Regions from separate parts of the Homo sapiens genome. Here region 1 is linked to region 2. Evidence: read pairs that join two places in POLR2A ChIA-PET (ENCODE). Cell type or tissue: PC-9. All regions are shown on one strand. Links, peaks and the distances in the headings refer to the core of each region. The heading gives the core; the rest is flanking DNA.

What was found. Peaks named below come from ENCODE experiments on the same cell type or tissue, not always from the same donor. Only the 100,000 strongest peaks of a DNase experiment are listed, where the experiment ranks them.
Region 1: POLR2A ChIA-PET joins it to region 2 with 6 read pairs; 2 of 35 experiments call an interaction of 5 or more read pairs at or near these places.

Annotation. Positions count from the first base shown.
Region 1 is chr14:53,256,036-53,264,603 of GRCh38, forward strand. No RefSeq gene overlaps it. Among named protein-coding and RNA genes, the nearest start is that of DDHD1-DT, 110 kb to the left of the region's middle. RefSeq lists an enhancer at 4,211-4,772. In PC-9, for the core only: no CTCF peak of the experiment used is centred there; a DNase peak (open chromatin) is centred at 4,466; H3K27ac peaks cover 882 bases.
Region 2 is chr14:52,938,179-52,946,746 of GRCh38, forward strand. All of the region lies in intron 2 of FERMT2 (FERM domain containing kindlin 2), which reads right to left. Among named protein-coding and RNA genes, the nearest start is that of FERMT2, 8.6 kb to the right of the region's middle. In PC-9, for the core only: no CTCF peak of the experiment used is centred there; no DNase peak of the experiment used is centred there.

The sequences.
Region 1 (8,568 bases), core at 230-8,229, 320 kb after region 2:
AAACAAAGGATCAGCAATGTTTTAAGCAAAATGTTAAAAAGATTGATTTAGTCTTCTGTTAGTTCAGTTCACACAGTTAACTCCTGTTCTGCTTGATATTCATGAACATTTCAGCTCTTCATGAGAGTCCTGAAAGTTTTTTCTTCTATTCTAATGTCACAATCTTCAAAGTTATCAGAATCCTGCATTTAAAAACACGTGTTAGAGTTCTATAGCTGATTATAAAACCACCTTCTAAGGAGGATCAAAACAAGACAATTGTCCATAGATGACAAAAGGTTTTAGGGAAGCCATAGTCAAAGATACAATTGACAAGGAAATTTGTTACCTCTGTGGCACACAATAATTTAACATAACAATTATAATTATTACTGATAATGTACACTAAGTCTTATCAGAACTTTAGGAGTTTCCCATGATTTTGGAACACATACCAATAACATATTTATACAAATACAGACTAAAGAAGACCAAACACCATTTCATATTTGACAATGTTTCCTGTATAATTTTTACACCAAATAAGCCAAATTATGTCATTTTTTGACTTTAGGGACCCTAATATCTTTTTTTTTTTGAGATGGAGTTTCACTCTGTCACCCAGGCTGGAGTGCATTGGCATGATCTCGGCTCACCACAACCTCTCCCTCCTGGGTTCAAGTGATTCTCCTGCCTCAGCCTCCTGAGTAGCTGGGATTACAGGCACATGCCACCATACCAGGCTAATTTTTGTATTTTTAGTAGAGATGGGGTTTCACCATGTTGGCCAGGCGGTCTCAAACTCCCGACCTCAGGTAATCTGGCACCCTCAGCCTCCCAAAGTGCTGTGATTACAGGTATGAGCCACTGCACCTGGCCAGAAACCTAATATCTTAAAGGGTTAATTAGATCAGAAAAAGACATAATTTATAATTTGATTTTGGAAAGTTTGTCAAATATAAAAGGTTTAAAACACTTGATATCACAGGTCATTGCAAAATAAGTCATTCATTTGACTAAAGTGATAACTCAAAGATTAAAAAAAAAAGGTGAAAACCTTCCTTCTTTGATAGAGGAGTCTTAATTTTCCAAACAATAAGTCCTAATAAAAACAGCATGAAGCCAATTAAATTTGTTTTTCAAAATTTTATAAACAATCTGTAAAATTTTAATCTTAATGATAAGATATAACTTCCGTAAGACCCTTTCATAACCTTTATAATCTTTATTTAGGAGTCAGTTAATACTTCAAGAAAACCTTGTTAATCTGACACAGGGGCCTATATGTAGGTCTTGCATCAATGGTCTTGACATTAATGATTAATTTATAGAGAAGCTGAACTTATTTTATCTTTCAAAATTGGCCCTTAGAATCTTACATGTCCACCTCTTCTGTGATAGTCCCTGGACCTTGAGGGGTTGAATAGCTTTAATTTCTATTCAACCCCCTGAATAGAGTGTTTGAGGAAGGCAGTTTATTTTGATTGGCATCTGCTACCAGGCCTGAAGATGGGGCTTTAATTGCCATCAGTGTTTAAAACTTAGAAGGACGTGGTGTCCTTTTTAGACCTGCAGTCAAAGCCCTGTAACTAAATGTCACAAATACTTTAAAAGTGCATACAGAAAGATACATGGATGTAGTAACCTTAAATAAAAAAAATTTGTAATCTGTTTTTTTCCTAAGCAAACCAAAACTTAATAATAGTGTGACAACTTTATCATATAAAAGTTTTCTAAAAAGTAAATCCTCTTATTGTGACTTACATAGACTGTTCATGACATGCTTGCAGTTTCTGGTTTGTGCTGAACATCCCTCCTTCTTAAACAACCAGTCATGTTACTCTAGGACTCAATTTACTATACAAGATTCTTTCTCATATGAAATGATTTCTCTTCAAGCTTTCTTACCAAAAAAACACCAAAACTCTTTATTTTTATAAGTTTCTTTACATATCTTTTATTTTCTGGTTCCTTTTACCTTGTTTCATACATGACCTTTAAATAAGCTTTGAACTAGACAAAAATTGTCCACCTTTTTTTTAAAAGGACACACCTTTTTTATTTTTAGAAAGAATGTTTTCCTACAAATATGTTTTTATTTGACAATATCCAAATAATGAAATATCTATTATTTAACTTAATATAACTTTAGAATCTAAATTATGATGAGTTGTCTACAAGTTTTTATCCTGCTACATTACCTAATTATTTTATTTTAATTGTTTACTTAGATTATAAAAACTGTGAATGCCATTATTTAAAGTTATGGAACTGCCATTGCAAAATTATAACTGAGACAGTGAAAAAGATTTGGCCTAACTGACTTCATCTTGCTTCTAACCTCCAGGCTGTCCTTGTTCATTCCTGGGCATAGGCTGAACTAACTTTGGGAGGAACTTAGTTTATAGTTTAGCTTTGAAACGAAGATGATAAACAGTCCTTTCCTAGAACAAATCTTACTGCCTGTGGACTAGACTGCCTAAAGCCACAAGATTAGAAGTTATGGTAATTTTACTAAATTCAAGATGTAGCTATTTTTATTAAACCAATATCAATATCTTATTTATTAAAAATTATACAAGCAAAGGTCATTCTGTCTTGGGCTGCATTTAGAGTTTTGTAACCTCTGTACCAAATTTTGACACCTTATGGTATTTGGCAGGGATAAATATGAAATTGCTTGATTAATAATTGTACATGAAAATGTATGCTGGCAATTTTTAAGATATTTCTAATATTTACTTTACCAATAATTTTAAAGCTACATTATTTATTAAGATTTTACTTAAGTTATGTAAACTTGAAAAAGCATTCGACTAATCTTTTCTTGTTTCCAGATAAAGTGTTTCAAATACTTTATTTTCTTAAGCCAATTAATCAGAACTCCTTTATATATTTTCAGTAGTGAAACATTGTGTACACAACACATAAATACATAGATGTATTAGGCTTGCTGATAGAAGTACATCTTATAGATTTATTTATTTATTTATTTGAGATGGAGTCTCACTCTGTTTCCCAGGCTGGAGTGCAGTAGCATGATCTGTACTCACTGCAACCTCTACCTCCTGGTTCAAGTGATTCTCTTGCCGCAGCCTCCTGAGTAGCTGGGATTACAGGCACGTGCCACCATGCCTGGCTAATTTTTGTATTTTTAGTAGAGACTGGGTTTCATCGTGTTGGCCAGGCTGGTCTCAAACTCCTGACCTCAGGCTCAGGTAATCTGCCTGCTTTGGCCTCCCGAAGTGCTGGGATTATAGGCATGGAGCCACCGCTCCCAGCCAGATTTATAAAAACCTTTTTTTTTTTTTTCCCGTCTTAGATTTTCAGATTCTTGAAAACCTATTTCACAATCCTGGGCAGTTGTCAGCTAAACAGCCTTATATTTGCATGTTAAAGGAAACAACTCAGGTGAAAATCAAATAGTAAAATTTACATCATAAGGTACAGAGAGAAAAAGTCTGGTGGTGCTAGAAGGAGACTAAAGATGGATGCCAAACCAAACATAAAATTATAGAAATCTATGATAGGATTGTATAAGGAGTCCAATTTTATTTAGATAGAAACTATCTACCTTTTAATTAGGTATCTGAGCTCTGGGCAGAGCCCACATTGAATCCTGGGTCTCCAAAAAGGGAGAATTATTATGAGATTAGACCACATGATGCTTTTACAGTGCACTTAAAAAATTTTTTTAAAAACAAGACATTTCTAAGTGTCTAAACCACATTCTTCCTTAAAAAGCCAAGGATAACCTCTGTTGCAATAAGTATTTTAGTCAAAAAATATATGTACACAAACAGGTAACACAATACAAAAGTAAGCAGTTTAAGAGCTGAGAGAAACTTGACTGTTCACATTCTTGGGGTGCCATAAGGAAAAACAGGTTTCTCCCCCAAAGGGAGTCTATCATCTTCTTCATTTTCTTTAAGGAACCCAAGGCTATTATAAACTATTTTAGGTCCCACATGCAGCAGAGGGTACAAGAGAAAGGAGAGACATAATTTAGTCAACAAAGAAGAAATAAACTTTTGCTCAAAAAAAGAGACAAAGTCCTAGGAGAAAAGCAAAAGCAAAAACATGAAAGCCTTTTAAATACAAACACACACATATGCACACATACACACACACATCTTGGATGTTAGCTTTTAATTAAGCTGACTTTTAACCATTGAGCTCCTTTAAAAAATCTTTTTAAATCTCTTTACCCTATTTCAGCTAGGACAAATTGCTATTATTTCAGAAGTATAGCCATTGCTCTTTCAGTTTGGCCTGGCTAGCAAAAAGGTGGTCTTGTTATGTAAATAAAGCCCCTTAGTAGTCAAAATCAAAAATCTTTTTGTTGGGAGCCAAAAAGGCCAAAGGGATCATGACCAACTCAGCATTCCACTGGAGGCTATATGATCAAATAACAAACTGTTTATCATGAATGCAGGATGTGAGCGAACTCACACTGTGCCTGCCACCAAAAGGTTTGCTGAGGGCCATCACTCCCTGGCCCCGGGCTCCTTGAAGTTATCTACTGAGAAATCTAGCGCTTATTGTTCAAAGGATGCAGTCTCACAAGCCTGCTGTGAACCAAAAGCCTGACTGACAATTATCCGACAATCACCAACCCCCTTCTCGCTCTTTTGTCTAATAAATATGGAGGGCTGTGTAAAGCTCAGGGCCCTTGTCCACTAGAGGCAAGGTGCCCCCGACCCCTTCTTCTAAATATACTCTTTTGTCTTTGTCTTTTATTCCCACGTTCGCCCCCTTTGTTCAGTCCACCACTTTATTCAGTCCACCAGTGGCAGGCCACTAGTGGTGCCCTGAACAGAGACAGAATTGGGTGTTCTACATCTTTTTTCTTGTTTTTTTTTTTTTTTTTTTTTCCTTTTGCTGGCCATTTTTCTTCCTCCTCCCCACCACCTTGTGTGTGTGTGTGTTGGCAGAGGGGTGGGGTTGGGGGGAATTTAGCCACTTCAGAGGTCTTGTTCCCCATAATTTGGAACTCCCTTCAGATTTGATGAAGTTGGATAGAGTTGATCAAACCCAATGGGAAAAAAGACTGAAACAACAACAAAAACAGAAACAAATGACAACAACAACAAAACCAGTTAAGCAAAACAAATGATTGCACAACTTACATGATTACTGAGTGCTGTAATGGTAAGGAGAACTTAAGACCAGCTGGTTGTTAACTTTAGCAAAGACAAAACCCCAATTCAGGTACTTACCTAGGGATGTGTCTCATGCTGGAGACGGCTCTCTATCATCCTAGAAGCAGGAAACAAAACTCATCTTCCCTGTTGAAAATGAGCTCAAACTCCGTAAAGGAGTTTTCTGCCTTCCATCATTATGGAAGCAGGAAAACTTGCCTTCCTTGTTGGAAGCAAGTAAAACCCCCCAAAAAAGGGAGTTGTACAGCAAAATAAACTTTAGATCATGACCAAATTTGGGAGACCAGGATACTCTGGGGGGGTGCTCCCAGACCTCAGCAAATTGTAATATTGGTTTGAGCCATAAAGATAGCTCATGCTGGTACCAAGCACCAATAGAAGATTTCTCAAAGGTCAGGAGGGGCACCTCCACTCAATTTCTCCGTGGTTACCAAAATGAGAATCCCCAAAATTTGAGACCAGTCTTAGTTAATTTAGAAAGCTTATTTTGCCAAGATTGAAGATGTGCGCCCATGACACAGCCTCAGGAGGGCCTGACAACATGGGCCCAAGGTGGTCAGAGCACAGTTTTGTTTTATACATTGTAGGGAGACATGAGACATCAATCAACATATGTAAGACGAACATTGGTTCAGTCTAGAAAAGTGGGACAACTGGAAGTGGGGAGAGGGCTTCCAGGTCTTAGGTAGATAAGAGACAAATGGTTGCATTCTTTTGAGTTTCTGATTAGCCTCTCCAAAGGAGACAATCAGATATGCAATTATCTCAGTGAGCAGAGGGGTGACTTTGAATAGAATGGGAGTCAGTTTTGCTGTAATCAGTTCTCAGCTTGACTTTTACCTTTAGCTTAGTGATTTTGGGGACCCAAGATATTTTACTTTCACACTATTTAGCCATGAGCATGGGATGTGTTTCCATTTGTTTGTGTCTTCTCTGATTTCTTTGAGCAGTGTTTTGCAAGTCTCATTGTAGAGATCTTTCACCTCCCTGGTCACCTGGATTCCTAGGTATTTTATTCTTTTTGTGGCAATTGTGAACAGGATTGCCTTTCTAATTTGGCTCTTGGCTTGGCTATTGTTGGTATGTAGGAATGTTAGTAAATTTTGTACATTGATTTTGTATCCTGAAACTTTATTGAAGTTGTTTATCAGCTGAAGGAGCTTTTGGGCTGTGACTATGGGGTTTTCTAGATATATAATCATGTTGTCTACAAACAGATAGTTTGATTTCCTTTCTTCCTATTTGGATGGGCTTTATTTCTCTTGCATGACTGCTCTGGCTAAAACTTTCAATACTATGTTGAATATAAGAGAGAACATCCTTGTGCTGGTTCTCAAGGGCAATGCTTGTAGCTTTTGCTCATTTAGTATAATGTTGGCTGTGGGTTTGTCATAGATGGCTCTGATTATTTTGAGGAACGTTGCTTCAATATCTAGTTTATTGAGAGTTTTCAACATGAGGGCATACTAAATTTTATTGAAAGCCTTTTCTGCATCTTTTGAGATAATGATGTGGAAAATGTCTTTAGTTTTGTTTATGTGATAAATCACACTTACTGATTTGCCTATCTTGAACCAACCTTAAATCCCAGGGATGAAGCCTTCTTGATCATGGTGGATTATCTTTTTAATGTGCTGCTGGATTCTGTTTGTAAATATTTTGTTGAGGAGTTTTGTATCAATATTCATCAAGGTTATTGGCCTGAAGTTTTCTTTTTTTGTGTGTTTCTTCCAGGTTTTGATATCAGCATGATGCTGGCCTCATAGAATGAGTTGGGGAAGAGTCCTTTCTCCTCAATTTTTTTGGAATAGTTTCTGTGGGTGTGGTACCAGCTCCTGTTTGTATATCTGGTAGAATTCAGCTTTGAATCCATCAGGTCCTGAGCTTTTTTTGGTTAGTGGGCTATTTATTACTGATTCAACTTTGGAGCTCATTATTGGTCTGTTTAGGAAATCAGTTTCTTCCTGGTTTAGTCTGAGGAGGATGTATATGGTTTTTTAGTTGGTGTGCATAGAGGTGTTCTTAGTAGTTTCTGATGGTTATTTTTATGTCTTTGGGGTCAGTGGTAACTTTCCTTTGTCACTTCTAAGAGTGTTTATTTGGATCTTCTCTCTTTTTTTCTTTTATAGTCTAGCTACTGGCCTATCCATTTTATTAATTTTTTCAAAGAACCAATTCCTGGATTCATTAATCTTTTGAATTCTTTTTGTGTCTCTGTTTCTCTCAATTTAGCTCTGATTTTGGTTATTTCTTGTGTTTTGCTAGCCTTGGGGTTGATTCTTGAACGAATTCTTTCAGTTGTGATGTTAGGCTGTTAATTTGATATTTTTCTAACTTTTCGATGTAGGCATTTGGTGCTGTGAATTTCCCTCTTAACACTGCCTTAGCTGTGTCTCAGATATTCTGGTATGTTGTATCTTAGTTCTCTTTAGTTTCAAATAACTTCTTGATTTCTGCCTTAATTTCATTATTTACCCAGAGTCATTCAGGAGGATGTTGTTTTCATGTAATTGCATGGTTTTGAGTGATTTTCTTAGTCTTGACTTCTATTTTTATGGTTCTGTGGTCTGAGAATATGTTTGGTGTGATTTCAGTTCTTTTGCATTTGCAGGTAATTGTTTTATTTCCAGTTATGTGGTCACTTTTAGAGAATGTGCCATGTGGTGATGAGAAGAATATATATTCTGTTGTTTTGGAGTGAAGAGTTCTATAGAAGTCTATCAAACACATTTGGTCCAATGTTGAGTTCAGGTCCTGAATATTTTTGTTAATTTTCTGCCTCAGTGATCTGTCTAATACTGTCAGTGGAGTGTTGGAGTCTCCCACTACTATTGCATGGGAGTTTATGTTTCTTTGTAGGTCTCTAAGAACTTACTTTATGAATCGGTGTGCTCCTGTGTTGGGTGCATGTATATTTAGGATAGTTAGGTCTTCTTGTTGAATTGAAACCTTTACCATTATGTAATGCCCTTCTTTGTCTTTTTTGATCTATGTTGGTTTGAAGTCTGTTTTGTCTGAAATTAGGATCGCAACCCCTGCTTTGTCTATTTTCCATTTGCTCGATAGATTTTCCTCCATCCCTGTATTTTGAGCCTATGGGTGTCATTTTGTGTGAGATGGGTCTCTCGAAGACTGCATACCATTGGGTCTTGCTTTTTTATTCAGCTTGCCACTCTGCCTTTTAAGTGGGGCATTCAGCCTGTTTATGTTTAAGATTAGTATTGACATGTCTGGATTTGATCCTGTCATTGTGATGTTACCTGGTTATTATGTTGGCTTGTTTGTGTGATTGCTTTATAGTGACACTGATCTGTGTGTTTAAGTGTGTTTTTGTATTAGCTAGTAGTGATCTTTATTTGCTATATTTAGTGCTCCTTTCAGGATCTGAAAAATAACCTTTATATTAACCCTGATGTCCTGAATGTTT
Region 2 (8,568 bases), core at 149-8,148:
AATTTACAAAGGCAAGAAAATCTTTTAAAATGGTTTCAGCAAGAGATTAAATAAGAAGGGGTTTATGGTTAAATACTACATAAATAAAATGAAAACAAAGCAATCAGAATACTGAAAATCACAGTTGAAATTTATATTTTAAGTTTACATGGTATTTGAAGGATAACTGTAGATTACATTTTATTGAGCTCTTAGTATAGTCATTCTACTAATTATCAAGAATTGTTAATCCTTTAAATACCATATTTAGTCAATACATTAGCCCCCAAAACAAGTAAACTAAAGCTAAGTGAGACTAAATAATCAGAAGTTAAAATAACTTGCCCAAGGTCATATGTAACCAATAAGTTGGCCACATCTTAGAGTAAGTTCTTAGTCGCTAACAAAGTTCACTTAGTTTTTTTTTGAGACACAGTCTCACTCTGTCAACCAGGCTGGAGTACAGTGGTGCGATCTCGGCTCAGTGCAACCTCCACCTCCCAGGTTCAAGTGATTCTCCTGCCTCAGCCTCCCAAGTAACTGAGACCATAGGCATGAACCACCACACCCAGCTAATTTTTGTATTTTTAGTAGAGTCAGGGTTTCGCCATGTTGGCTGGGCTGGTCTCCAACTCTGGCCTCAAGTGATCTGCCCATCTTGGCCTCCCTAAGTGCTGTAAAATTCACCTTTTAAAGAAGGTATTTGTCTAACCAGAATATTGAATTTATGGAAACACTCCCTATCTTAGCATAGTGAGTCTATAATTTTGTATATGTGGAAGCATAAAATCTGCTTCTAGATGATCTTCATACTTTAATTCTTTATAGTATTACTAATAATGATGCAAAGTAGCACAATAAACTTAAAATCAATTCCTAATATGGTAAAGAGTATGTCAGACCTATTTGGCTTCTGGCTGGGTGTGGTGGCTCACGTCTGTAATCCCAGCATTTTGGGAGGCAGAGGTGGGTGGATCACTTGAGGTTAGGAATTCAAGACCAGCCTGGCCAACATGGTGAAATCCCATCTCTACTAAAAAAAAAAAAAAAAAAAAAAATACAACAAATAGCAGGGCATGGTGGTGCGTGCCTGTAATCCCAGCTACTCAGGAGGCTGGGGCACTAGAATCGCTTGAACCTGGGAGGTGAAGGTTGCAGTGAGCTGACAGCACATCACTGCACTCCAGCCTGGGCGACAGAGTGAGACTACGGTCTCAAAAAAAAAAAAAAAAACAAAGAACTATTTGGCTTCCTTTTAAAAGGCACATTCTCAATCTTTTATAATACTGGTATTTATCTGGCTCAGCACAGGGAGAAAATCTACAAACACTAAAATAGCTGGAACTGTAATTATCATCATAGCTACATTTACAAAAACTATTCTAAACACTTCATGTGTATTAACTAACATAATCCTTATAATAATCCAAAGATACTGTTATTATCCCCATTTTCCAGATGAGGAACCAGAGGCACAGACAGGTCACACAGCCCAAGGTCATACAGCTAGTATATGGTCAAGTCAGGATTCTGACGTGGGTGGGCTGCCTCTCAGTCTATGCTCCATACCAAGGGCATTCCATCTTGGCAACAGAAATCATTGCCACCTTGCATAAGACTTTTAACATTGATACAGGAATCATCTGCTTTTTTCAAGTTATTTTTAATTTCAAAGGTTATAAAATTCTTAGATCTGAACCCAGGAACTACATTAAGGAACATTAAGCTGGGAAGCACTTACCCAGTAGACAACTTCATCTACAATCAATAATGCTAGCACTTTATTGGTGTTTTATTCATAACCCTGAGTATTCCATTAAGAAAAAGATATCAAAAACATCATTACACTGATGCTTTGAAATTATAATTGATTTTTTAAATACCTAATGTATTTTTTAGTTACAACATGATGTAAAAATAAGACAGTTAAATATCTGAGAAAAGACTCCCTTCCGATTCTAAAGTAGATGTCACCTTCTCTGGGCTGGAGGTTATCAGCCCAATAACCTTGATATGTGTAGAAAGGTCACCCCAAGGATGCACTGACACTGGCTGGTCCTTATGTATCTAAATGACAGATAATTAAGTCTGAAACCTGAAACCTGAATCATGGAAGGAAATCAAAACGTAAACCTCAAATTTTAATCATTTACTGCTTATCTCTTTTTCTCATATACACGAATTCACTTCCAAGCAGCATTAATGAAGTTGAGAGAAAATACCATAAGACATCATTTTCAATTAACTTTCAAAATGTTTTACTATGTAACTCTAGGTGAGTTACTATGAACAATTAATTATTCATAATATTCTCAAAGAAGGGAAATAGATCAGGATTTGTATACTGACCCTTTAATCCACAAGAGTATGGCTGTAGATATATTTAAAGACATTCAGATATCTTCAGATACTGTTTATGTATCTTCTACTTTAGAGTTACCACATTTGAAGAACTATTTTCAAAGAATCCTAATACATTACACATTCCAAAGAGACAGGAACAAACTTAAATGATAGTTTATTCTGTGTTATCTATACTGAGATTCTAGAAATTGAAAAACTGACTTAGCCAGTAGGTTAGTCATTATGGAAATGCAAATTAAAATCACAATGAGATAGTACTACTTACTTATTAGAATGGCTAAAATTAAAACAAACGACACTAAATTCTGACAGTAACAAGGGTAGGGTAGACCTGACAGCAACTGGAACTCTCATACAATACTGACAGGAAAGTAAAGTGACGTGGCCACTATGAAAAAGTTTGGCAGTTTCTTCTAACTTCAAGCATATACTTACTATACCACCCAGCAATCCCACACCTAGGTAGTTACCCCAGAAAAATGAAAATATGCATTCACACGGATGTTTACAGCAGCCTTATTCATCATCTCCTAAAACTGGGAGTAACCCAAATGCCCTTCAATTGCTAAATGGACAAACTGTGAAATAATCCATTCAATGGACTACTACTCAGTGATAAAAAACTATTGATACAAACACATGAACGAAGCTAACATGTATTATGCTAAGTGAAAGAAACCAGATTCAAAGAGCTAGAACTGAATGGTTCCATTTGCAGGCCATTCTAGAAAAGGCAAATTATCACTGGTTTTTAGGATCTGGGTTTGAGGCGATGAGACGGTTACAAAGGAAACTTTTGGGAGTACTGTAAAAGTTTTCTATCTTGACTGTGGTAGTTTTACATGTCAAAACTCAGAATATTATACTAAGAAGGATAAATTTTACTATATGTCAATCAGACCTCAATGAGCCTGACACTAAGAAAAAAAATTAACAGGAAAAACAATTATATAGTAATTATGCAACTAATTTGTTAAAGAATGAATTATAACGAATATGAATTTGTAACCACAAACCCAAGTGCAGAAGTCACACTTCTTAATTACAAAATAAAAGAATTATTTAAAAATACACTTTCAGATGTATTTGTTTACTTCTCACTGGGCATATATACCAATTTTAAATGTTCCATGGCATAAGCATTAATTTGTCAGTAAAATAATTATTTAAATAGGAATACTGCATACATTAGCTTTTTTCTGAAACTACTTTCATTAGTTTCTAAATAGGCCCAATGTTTTCATGTGCCTTTGCTATAAATGAACTAAAAACACTGCTCTTATAGAATATATTAAGTAGAGAATTAATTTACTACTGATGCTTTCATGGTTTTAGATTTTTCAAATACCTGGAATACCATCATCCACTTATTGGTCCCCTGCATTTCAGAAATCTTATTAAAATGGTACTTAAATAGCTCTCTTACACTGCAGAGGCAGGTGTGTGTTTGGAAGTTGGCGGGAAAGTAAAATGACAGCTATTTTTTCTTGTTGTTTAGAGGGTGGGAACAGAAAGCAATCCTAAACTAAGCTTTTTTTGAGGAGTGCAATTCCCCACCAGTAAAGCTGGAACTTATTAAATATACTAGATTATATTTTAACCTACTTTTCCTTTTTTTCCTTCCTACTTTCATATACTCAGAGACTCAATGCCACAGAGAAGTATCCACTCTCATTTGCATAACACAAATAGTTTATATAAAGTATATATACATGTAGTATCAATATATATGTATTATCTCATTTAATTCTCACCAAAACCTGTGAGAAAATGTTTTTCTTTTTCTTTTTTTTTTTTTTGAGATGGAGTCTTGCTCTGTCACCCAGGCTGGAGTGCAGTGGCGCGATCCCGGCTCACTGCAAGCTCCCCCTTCTGGGTTCACACCATTCTCCAGCCTCAGCCTCCCGAGTAGCTGCAACTACAGGCGCCCACCACCACGCCCAGCTAATTTTTTGTATTTTCAGTAGAGACGGGGTTTCATCGTGTTAGCCAGGATGGTCTTGATCTCCTGACCTCGTGAGCCACCTGCCTCGGCCTCCCAAAGTGCTAGGATTACAGGCGTGAGCCACCCCGCCCGCCCCAAGAAAATTTTTTTCAATTTCTATTTTATAGAAGTCAAAACCCACTCAGGTTGGATTCATTGTCCAAAGGTCATACTAACCAGTAAAGTAGCAGACAGAGCCAGAAGTTGAATCCAGATCTTCTGACACACTAGGCAACCTGTTATTTCTTAATAATCTGTGCCTCCATCAGCACCTACTACAGTCTGAGAACAGCTGACATTATGGGAAACCTACATCCAATGATGTCTAAAACTATTATTAACAGCTTATTTAATAGTAAGCTAAGAAGTAAACTAAATTTTAAAAATAAAGTATGTGAAAAAGAACCTATAAAAATATCACTCTTGGCCAGGCGTGGTGGCTGATGCCTGTAATCCCAGCACCTTGGGAGGCCGAGGTGGGCGGATCGCCTAAGGTCAGGAGTTCAAGACCAGCCTCGCCAACATGGTGAAATCCCATCTCTATTAAAAATACAAAAATTAGCGTGGTGGCGGGTGCCTGTAATCCCAGCTACTTGGGAGGCTGAGGCAGGAGAATCACTTGAACTTGGGAGGCGGAGGTTGCAGTGGACTGAAATCGTGCCACTGCACTCCAGCCTGGGTGACAAGAGCAAAACTCTGTCTCAAAAGAAAAAAAAATCACTCTGAAGTGAAATTTGCACTGATACTAAGAACCTTATTTTAAAAAGGTTAAACAATGTCTTAAAAGACCAAGGCTGAGGAACTGTTCTACAGGGTGGCCATAAAGTTTACAAACAGATACTATCATTTTACATGTATCTTAATGTAATGTCAATAAGCCATTTATTATATAATCTCCTGTAGCTCCACACTTGGTGGCTGTTCTGTATATCAAAGGAGATTAAGAGGCCCTTTCAACTAAATGCGAAATGAGATTCTGGATGGGAAAAAAACAAAGGCCATTATTGGGACAACTGGCAAATTTTGAAAATGGATGCATATTAGATGACAGAAGTGAATCAATGTTGAATTTCCTGAATGTGATCACTATACTGTAATTATGCAAGAGAAGTTTCTTGTTCTTAGGTGATACATATTTAAATATTTAGGAATCAAAGGTTATGAGTAAGTCTGAAACTTCATCCAACTGCTCCCCAACATGTGTATGTTTGTGTGTATAGAAAATTCAAATGGCAAAATACTAACTGGTGTCTAGATGAAGATTACGCAGTGTTCACTCAATTACTCTTGAACTTAGATGTTTGAAACTTTTAAAAATTAAGAGCCAAAGATAACAGGTAAAATTTTACATATTTTCTTTCCATTCTCTTCAATAGCGAGCGATTAGACATTTCCAACAAGGCCTTTTATAAGTAATTGAATAAACATATTTTTAGCATCTCTATAAATAAGTTAACTCTAGTTGGAAACAAACAGTTTTTTACTTTAAAAAACTGGGTATAAAACATAGCAGCAAAACAAAAACAAAAGGCAGCAAATAGCACATACTCTAAGGAATAGCTCATACTTTATTAGCTGTCACAGGATTACAGTAAAACTTGAGTACTGTCCTCCACTTTTAAAGAACTTAAAATTTGCTAAGAAACTGATACAATTTAATTCACTTCCTATGGATCATGAACAGTGTTTTAAACACTGAGTAAACTTACTATCAGATTTAACCAAAACTTAATTCACTTTAATAAGATTTTAACATTGTTTCCTACTCCACCCCCAAGATTTAAAAAAATTTCTTATAATGTTAATGTATTTCACTATGAATGCAATGAGGATGCATCATGTAGGCATTAATTTCCATGAATTCAGTTGTGAGCCCTCAAGGGGAAAAACTAAGGATTTCAACTGCATAGGCACCATTCCACCAAATAAGCACACACCTTCCCCAGGGAGCACTAAGCCAGGGTATAAGGGAGCTGTCCAGTTACGTATGCCTCTTTCCCAGTGTGCATCTTGCCAAGCTCTAATCCTAGTGTTTAAAGTATTTTTTTGTGTAACGAAGCCCCTCATGTAAGCCAGTTTCTTCATCTGGTGCTCAATTAATGAAACTTATTTTTGGAGTTCCTAGAGGAAAAACTAGCTATTTTCCACTTCTGTGAGATGCAATGAACGTATACCATACTTAATGATCACGTTAAGGGATTTTTAGTGGTAACTTTATTAAAATCTATTTCTTTTTTTGGTCACATGTGCTAAGTTCACAATCTAACTTGATCCTAACATGCAACTCCAACATAAATGAACTTTTTTCATTATTATATGGCAAGAACATGACACACTTTTAAAGCAAGGACTTCTTTCTAAAGGCCACGTTCAGAAATATAATCCTCAGATTTTCTTTTTCTTTTTTTTTTGGAGACAGAGTCTTGCTCTGTTGCCCAGGAATGGAGTGCTGGGGTGTAATCACAGCTCACTGCAGCTGCAAACTCCCAGCTTCAGGCAATCCTCCTGTCTCAGCCTCCCGAGTAGCTGGGACTACAGGTGCGTGCCATCACGCCTGGCTAATTTTTGTATTTTCTGTTTTTCTGTAGAAACGGGATTTCACCATGTTGCCCGGCTGGTCTCAAACTCCTAGCTCAAGCAAACAACTTCTGAGCCTCGGCCTCCCAAAGTGCTAGGATTACAGGCGTAAGTTACCGCACCCAGCCAATCCTCAATTGTTCTATGTTTTTTTGTTGTTGTTTTTTTTTTGTGGGTTGGGGGCGGGGGGACGGAATCTCGCTCATCACCCAGGCTGGAGTGCAGTGGTGTGATCTCAGCTCATTGCAACATCCGCCTCCCAGGTTCAAGCGATTCTCCTGGCTCAGCCTGAGTAGCTGGGATTACAGGCGCCCGCTACCATGCCTGGCTAATTTTTTTTTTGTAATTTTGGTAGAGACGGGGATTTCACCATGTTGGCCAGGCTGGTCTAGAACTCCTGACCTCAGGTGATCCACCTGCCTCAGACTCCCAAGGTGCTAGTATTACAGGCGTGAGCCACCACTCCCGGCCTAATCCTCAATCTTTCTAAAGCAACTTCATATGTTTCTTTTTAGTTACTCCTGAGTCTTCCAATTTGCATTTTTTTCCCTTGTAGATTGTGTGACTTGATCTAACCCAACTTCTACATTCTCTCTACTCATAGAATCAGAGCTAGAGGAAACTTAGAGATCACCTATTTTTTCCTCTCTGCTCACAGAGCTGGCTGGAGATTTCCATTCAGTGAGCTCCAGATTATAATAAATTCCTTATTCTCCGTTTAAAATGAATTTTTATAGAAAGGTGGAAATTTAATTGTACACATAAGTTTTAAAAAGACATTTTAAAAAGTGATACTAAAACTCAGTGAACAGATCCACTTGGTATTTAGCGTCTGCCAGGCTGGAGTGCAGTGGCACTATCTCGGCTCATTGCAACCTCCGCCTCCTGGGTTCGAGCGATTCTCCTGTCTCAGCCTCCCGAGTAGCTGGGACTACAGGTGCCCATCACCATACCCGGCTAATTTTTGCATTTTTAGTAGAGGCGGGGTTTCACCATATTGGCCAGGCTGGTCTCGAGCTCCTAACCTTCTGATCTGCCCGCCTTGGCCTCCCAAAGTGCTGGGATTAGAGGCATGAGCCACCGTGCCCAGCCAAGGATTTAATACTTCTCAATGACCTCCAGAGGAATCCCATAAAATTGGGCCTCTTCTTGACAAAATTTATTTTTGAAGACAATTTTATTTTGATGTCTTGTTTTTATAATCCTTATCCCTGATATTTCATATTTAAAATTTTTCTTTTAAAAAACACTATACACGTTTGAAATTTGTCTTTGATTAAAAAAAAAAAAACAGGCATGGCAGCTCACATCTGTAATCCCAACACTTTGGGAGGCCAAGGTGGAAGGACTGCTTGAGGCCAGGAGTTCAAGACCAGCCTGGGCAACAAAGCAAGACCCATCTCTACGAAAAATTTTAAAAGTCAGCAAGATGTGGTGGTGCGTGCCTGTAGTTCCAGCTACTCAGGAAGCTAAGGCAAGAGGATTACTTGAGCCCAGAAGTTTGAGGATGCAAAGAGCCATGAACACACACTCACTCCAGCCTGGGTGACAGTGCAAGACCTTGCCTCAAACCAAACCAAACAGTACTAAATTTTCACAATTCTTTTTTTTTTTGAGGCGGAGTCTTGCTCTGTCGCTTAGGCTGGGTGGTGTGATTTTGGCTC